Linked DNA regions of Homo sapiens: region 1 is linked to region 2. Evidence: chromatin contacts called from ENCODE Hi-C or POLR2A ChIA-PET data. All regions are on one chromosome and are shown on one strand. Each heading gives the region's core, a stretch centred on a gene start or an enhancer-like site at or near the end of the contact. The rest is flanking DNA. Distances are from core to core; before and after follow the strand shown. Region 1 has its middle 7.2 kb from the start of NLRP2. Region 2 has its middle 13 kb from the start of LILRA1.

The links. A loop is a pair of places that touch in the nucleus more often than their neighbours do. ChIA-PET counts read pairs that join two places held with the same protein, here RNA polymerase II (POLR2A). Pooled maps may share reads with other maps.
Region 1: a loop to region 2 is called in a pooled map, with 4 times the contacts of the local background. The contact joins two enhancer-like sites. A Hi-C loop is called at or near these places in 1 of 168 maps with a recorded cell type or tissue (breast epithelium), 2 of 37 single-sample maps with no recorded cell type and 4 of 50 pooled maps. POLR2A ChIA-PET finds 5 or more read pairs at or near these places in 2 of 52 experiments (MCF 10A and RWPE1).

Annotation. Positions count from the first base shown.
Region 1 is chr19:54,957,371-54,960,907 of GRCh38, forward strand. It overlaps a transcript of NLRP7 not described here. Among named protein-coding and RNA genes, the nearest start is that of NLRP2, 7.2 kb to the right of the region's middle. Within about 2 kb of position 1,666, at least 4 of the 41 ENCODE cell types and tissues checked have a DNase peak (open chromatin) inside an H3K27ac peak, as active enhancers do.
Region 2 is chr19:54,605,068-54,608,684 of GRCh38, forward strand. No RefSeq gene overlaps it. Among named protein-coding and RNA genes, the nearest start is that of LILRA1, 13 kb to the left of the region's middle. Within about 2 kb of position 1,349, at least 2 of the 41 ENCODE cell types and tissues checked have a DNase peak (open chromatin) inside an H3K27ac peak, as active enhancers do.

The sequences.
Region 1 (3,537 bases), core at 416-2,915, 350 kb after region 2:
AGTCTCCCTTTGAAGCCCAGGCTGGAGTACAATGGTGCGATCTTAGCTCACTGCAGTTTCCTCCTCCCGGGTTCAAGTGATTCTCCTGCCTCAGCCTCCGGAGTAGCTGGGATTACAGGCACACACCACCACACCAGCTAATTTTTGTATTTTTAGCAGAGATGGGGTTTCACCATGTTGGCCAGGCTGGTCTCAAACTCCTGACCTCAGGTGATCCACCCACCTTGGCCTCCCAAACTGCTGGGATCACAGGCGTGAGCCACTGCACCCTACACTCTTATACTCCTTTCTGTAGCTCAGGCAGCTAGATGAGCTTCAATCATCTGGCCCTTCCTCCAGTCTCACATTTTTGTGGGACTCCTGTGCATACATAATTGAATCTGGTTTTTCTTCTGTCAAACTGTTTTGTGTCAATGTAATTCATAGCCCATCCAAAGAACCTAGGAGGGTGGAGGGAATCCATTTTCTCTCCTCCACACTGGAGGGCCATGGAGCCCAAGAGTTCAAGACTGGCCCGGTGTACAAAGTGAGACCCAGTCTCTATTTAAAAAAGATGGGGAGGGGGCCGGGCACGGTGTCTCACGCCTGTAATTCCAGCACTTTGGGAGGCCCAGGTGGGTGGATCACCTGAGGTCAGGAGTCCGAGACTAGCCTGGCCAAGGTGGTGAGACCGTGTCTTTACTAAAAATACAAAATTAGCTTGGTATGGTGGCAGGAGCCTGTAATCCCAGCTACTTGGAAGGCTAGGGCAGGAGAATCGCTTGGTTTGGGATTTTCTCCCTGAGGCACTTGCTATCTCCAGGATTATGGGTCTCAGGTGAAAGAAAGACAAAGAAGGAGAGAGAGACAGAGAGGGACAGGGAAAGAGAATTTCAGACTTATCTAACATTGACACTTAGGAGAAGTAGGGAGAAAGAGGTGGGAAAATAAAGTGGCTAGGTAAAAATGAACATGTCAGTAACAATAATAGCATTAACAATAACTAGTATTGCCGGGTGCAGTGGCTCACGCCTCTAATCCCAGCACTTTGGGACGCCGAGGTGGGCGAATCACAAGGTCAGGAGTTCAAGACCAGCCTGGCCAACATGGTGAAACCCTGTCTCTACTAAAAATACAAAAAGTTAGCTAGCTGGGCATAGTGGTGCATGCCTGTAATCCCAGCTACTCTGGAGGCTGAGGCAGGAGAATCGCTTGAACCCGGGAGGCAAAGGTTGCAGTGAGTCAAGATCAGGCCACTGCACTCCAGCCCAAGGGACAGAGTGAGACTCTGTCTCAAATAATAATAATAATAATAACTAGTGGCCAGGCACAGTGGCTCACGCCTGTAATCCCAGTGTAGCAGGACGAGCCACAGACAAAAACCTCTCAGACACCGAGTTGTAGAAGGAAGGGCTTTATTCAGCTGGGAGCATCGGCAAGCTACTGTCTTAAAATCCAAGCTCCTCGAGTGCACAGTTTCTGTCCCTTTTAAGGGCTCACAACACTAAAGACTGCGCATGAAAGGGTCATGATTGAGCAATCTAGGGGATACATAACAGGGGTTTCGTGCACTGCTGGTCAGAGAGAAAGAATAGGGCAGGGAGTTTCACAGTGTTCTTCTATACAATGCCTGGAATCTATGGATAACATCGGGTTCTAAGTCATGAGTTGATTTTTATCTACTAGGTTTACGCCAGGCAGGCCCAGGCCTGGTTTCGGGTCTGGTTTTGGGTCTGGTGCCTGGCGCCGGGCTACCTGCCTTTGGTTTCACTTCCTTGTTTTTTTCTTTTTCTTTTTTTTTTTTTTTGAGACAGAGTCTTGCTCTGTCGCTAAGGCTGGAGTGCAGTGGCACAATCTCGGCTCACTGCAAGCTCCGCCTCCTGGATTCAAGCAATTCTGCTGCCTCATCCTTCCGAGTAGCTGGGATTACAGGCGCACGCCACCATGCCCGGCTAATTTTTGTATTTTTAATAGAGACGGGGTTTCACCATGTTGGCCAGGCTGGTCTCAAACTCCTGACCTTGTGATCCACCCGCCTTGGCCTCCCAAAGTGCTGGGATTACAGGCGTGAGCCACCGTGCCCGGCCTCCTTGTTTTTTTTCTAAAACAAGTACTGAGTATAAAACAATATAAAACAATATGAGACGGTTTCTCTCTTCCCTCACCAGCACTTTGGGAGGCTGAGGCAGGTGGATCACAAGGTCAGAGTGGATAGCACTTTAGGAGGTTGAGGTGGGAGGATCCCTTGAGCCCAGGAGCTCAAGTCCAGCCTGGGCAACATAGCAAGACCCCCATTTCCAATTTTAGTGTATGTGCTGCCAAAGCAAATACTCTGAGACCCTGTTTCTACAAAAAATAAAAAAATTAAAATTAGTGCTTGGAAAAAAAAATTAGTGCTTGACCAGGAGGCAAGCACACCTCCTCATCCTCTCATGGATGTCTGTCTGTAGAAAGTAAATGGAGACAGCTTCATTTTACCCAACTGCTCCGTTTTAGGTCCGCTCCTGAGCTTCTGTTGTTCCCAGCCATGCAACCCTGGGAGCCGACTCCCGGCTGCAGAGCCTTGTCAGAAGCAGGCAATGTACACAGAGACCCAAGGCCTGGTGTAGACAGGCTTTCACAGACCTGGGCATTTTGTTGAATTGTTTTTGAATTGTGGTTTCTTATCAGTTCATCCGATACTCTGTTCTAACCACGTAGTTCCTCTTTTGGATCTCCAAACCCCTTTGCAGGTTCCATCTACCCGAACCAAACTCACTTATTCCAACAGAAGTCTGGTGTTTCTTGTTTTTTTTGTTTGTTTGTTTCTTTCGTTTTGTTTTTTGAGATGTTGTCTCCCTCTATCACCCAGGCTGGAGTGCAGTGGCGAGATCTCAGCTCACTGCAACCTCTGCTTCCCGGGTTCAAGCAATTCTCCTCCCTCAGCCTCCTGGGTAGCTGGGATTACAGGTGCCTGCCGCCACACCCAGCTAACTTTTGTATTTTTAGTAGAGACGGGATTTCACCATGTTGGCCAGGCTAGTCTCGAGCTCCTGACCTCAAGTGATCCACCCATCTCAGCCTCCCAAAGTGCTGGGATTACAGCCTTAAGCCACCGCGCTCAACCAGAAGTCTGTTTAAATCCATCCTTCTCCCCAGCCACCCATGAGTTATGTGACCTTGGGGTTGCTACTTAACATTTCAGTCTCAATTTCCTCAATAGAACAAAAGTTAGAAGAATTGTAACAAAAGATAGTTTTATTTTTATTTTTATTTTTATTTTTTGAGATGGAGTCTTGCTCTGTCACCTAGGCTGGAGTGCAGTGGTGTGATGGTGGCTCACTGCAAGCTCCGCCTCCCGGATTCACGCCATTCTCCTGCCTCAGCCTCCCAAGTAGCTGGGACTACAGGCACCCGCCACCGTGCCCAGCTAATTTTTTTAATTTTTAGTAGAGACGGGGTTTCACCGTGTTAGCCAGGATGGTCTCGATCTCCTGACCTCGTGATCCGCTTGCCTCGGCCTCCCAAAGTGCTGGGATTACAGGCGTGAGCCACCATGCCCAGCACAAAAGATAATTT
Region 2 (3,617 bases), core at 99-2,598:
TCAATTTATCATGGTAGGTCAAGGTTTACATTGCATGTTTAAATGTATGCATCTTAGCACTTAATTAGTCTTTCCTCGTCTCTGTCAAATGTTCAACTCTTTAATTCGTGAGCTGTTGCCAGACATTATTCTCCCTTCTTTCCTTCTGACACGTACAATAGATATGAGGTTCTCCCTCCTCACAATATTCCCCCAAATATGGTGAATTTTCACTTTTGGTGTCTCCATAGTGCATTCTGGAAAATTCTCCCAATTTTGTTTTCCAATTTAATAAATGTCTCTTTAGCTGTATCTTGACCTTGATAGAATAAATATTTTGAGTGTGCTTCTTCAACTGAATTTTTGCCTCTAGGATTTCTAACTCATTTCTCTGATGCTCATTTTTTGCCAGTATAATCCATATTCTTGTCTCAGAAATTTAATTTCCTCTTGTATTTTTTTCAGATATTTAAACATGTTTAATTGAAAAAGGGTCTTATGCGTTCCTAGTATTCTATTTCTTTGCACATAATAATCCTTATCAACAAATGTGTAGACTGATGATCATAGCACTTTTTATCATTAGAAGGATGGCTCTTGGTTGTCTATTTTTGTTGGACACTCACCTCCTACACTCCTGAGCTACCATGGAGGGATCCTCTCAAGGCAGTTTTTAGTAATCCAGGACTGAAAATGGGGGACTGTTCCAGCTACTGATGACACGTGGCATTCATTTCCCAAACATAGTGTCTGCTCAGGTTGCTCCCAGAAGGAAAAAAATGCATGTGAAATTCACACTCATGGCCGGGCACGGTGGCTTATGCTTGTAATCTCAGCACTTTGGGAGGTCGAAGTGGGCAGACCACTTGAGGCCAGGAGTTCAAGACCAGCCTGGCCAACATGACAAAACCCCGTCTCTACTAAAAATGCAAAAAAATTAGCCAGGCCTGGTAGTGGGCACCTGTAATCACAGCTACTCAGAAGGCTGAAGCAGGAGAATCACTTGGTCATGAGAATCAGGCAGGAGAATCACTTGGGAGGTGGAGGTTACAGTGAGTGGAGATCATGCCACTGCACTCTAGCCTGGGCAACAAGAGCAAAACTCCATCTCAAAAAAAAAAAAAAAACTCATACCCACACATGATACAGATACCCACATGTAAGAACTCTGCAGTGAATGAATTTGTTTCACACACACCCAGGGGAGTTGGCTCAGTGGTGGCCATGGGCCTGGGTCGGTAAATAGACATATTCCATCACAGCTTTCAGCCTTGCCCAGAGCCCTGGCCCTTCTCTGCCTGTGAGGACCCAGGGCCCCTTTTCTGTTCTGCACAGAAATGGAAACTTCCTCCCTAATGACCCCTAATGGCACCAGACACAGATGCCCTCTCTGTTTCGTGTGTATCCTTCTCCTTCTGATGAACTTTCATTTCTCATTTTCTGGACATGACTGTGATAACCGGGGTGTTGATGAAATATTATGAGAAGCATCTCTCAAGGGCAGGAACAAAGGGGCTCTCCTTAGTGGAAACATCAATCTCAGGCCTTGATGGTGGGCGCCAGCATCCCCTCATGCCCCCACCCCTCCTGTCTTCACCTGCTCTGGAAATTACCCATGGCTGAGCCCCCTGCAGCCCCCAGGCTCCAATGACCCAGCTCCCCTGTGATAAATGGGGTTCATGACAGGCTCCAAATGAGGAAACCAAGGCTCAGAGATGGGAGGTTACTGCCCAAGTTCACACAGGCAGGGGGTGACACAAGAATATTTAAATAAAGACAAGATTTCCCCTCAAAGCAGAGTGCTAACCCCACGTATTGTCCCAGAACCTTGAACTCAGGAGCACAGGATGGGAACAGGAGTGTTTGAAAGAAGACGGGGGCACCAAGAAGGCAGAGTCAGGTCAATGTTGTTTCCAGGGAGACGGGGGCGGATGCTGTTGCGATGAGTCAATGAGAAGTTCGTGAAGGGAACGTTTTTGCATAAAGAAAACCCACACTCCAGTTCTGGGGAAAGAGTCATGATTCCTTCCCTTGTCTCCCTGTATTTCCCCTTTCTGTTCATTGCCGCAATAAAGCTCAACTGGAACTGCAGAGCAAGATGTGAGATGAGTCTCTGCTGATGTGAGTCTGCCCCGCAGCCTGAATTTGCATCTTCCCTGAAGCTTCCCCAGGACTGGTGAGAAGACTGGCCATGGTAGTTTCCCCACAAGAGTGTGTTTATGGGTGAGCTGAAGGAGAGAGTGAAACCCCATGAGGAGGCTCTGAGAGGAAGGAAGAACCCTCCGTTGCCTTCACCTGGAAGGGATCAACTCAGGAAGGCACCACGTCCATTTGCAGCCACGTCCTGGCCCTTAATGAGAAGAGGACAGGACAGGCAGACAGTGAAAGGAGATGAGGAGAGACCCCATGTGTGTCTGAAATATCAACAGAAAGCCTGGTACCTGTCTCAGGCCAAGCACTAGGAAAACAAGAGCCAGGCTCGTGGCGGGGTCCGGGACAGTACACTACCCATGGAGATGCTGGTGGGAAAATCCTGTAAGGGAGAGAACCCTTCCTTTGTGTGTGTTCTGTGGACACCATGGTCTTATCCACCCACACAGCCGGGGCCAGTAGGAGGAAACATCATGACTCTCACCCACACGGCCATGGTCCACTTCACTGAGATTTGACAAGGGGAATGGGAGATTCTAGCATGAGAGGGACCCTGCCCCACAGGTAGGCCCTGGTCCAGTAGGAGACCCCAGGGGATTAGGGAAGATCTCAGGAAGGAGAGGACCTGCCCAGGCTTCAGGGGCAAATCTCTCAGCGGGAACTCTCTTCCAGGGCTGAGTCTGGGCCTCAGGACCTGCGTGCAGGCAGGTGAGTCTGTCCCCAGCTGTCCCAGGTCCCTCCTCCTCACCGGGGACAGGGTCCCACCCCCGGGCAGCTGGGGCTGGAGAACAGCAACTCTGGGCTGACTGAGAGGGATCATGGGGGGATCTTGGGCTGAAAGCTGGGATCTGAGGGGTGGTAAATGATATAGGACCCAGTTTCTGATTTCCTTCCAGGGACCCTCCCCAAACCCACGTTCAGGGCTGAACCAGACTCTGTAATAACCTAGGGGAGGCCCGTGGCCCTCTGGTGTCAGGAGACCCTAGAGGCTCAGGAGTGTGGTCTGGATAAAGAGGAAAGCCCAGTGTTCAGGAGCACACAGAGCTCGCCGAAGCCCAGGACAGCGTGAGTCCTCCGTCTCACTCAGGACAAAGCACCATGCAGGGGAATATTGCTGTGAGTATTTCAGTCCTGCTGGCAGGTGAGCACTCAGAGACCCCCTGCAGCTGGTGGTAACAGTGAGGGGACACTCAGGGGCCCCAGCCCCAGGCTCTGCCCTCAGGAAGGAGGTTTGCTCTTCGGGGCATCTTGCCTCTCAGAGCCCAGGCCTGGGGGATGATGTGGGAGGTGTGAGCCCCATTTAACACGGTGCCTCCTTCTCTCCTAGAATTCCACTAATAAAGGTCCTATTTGACAGTTCCAATATTGGAAATAAGAGTTCCATCTTCGGCCAGGCACAGTGGCTCACACCTGTAGTCCCAGTACTTTGGGAGGCCGAGGCAGGCAGATCACTTGAGGTCAGAAGTTCAAAAGCAGCCTGGCCAACA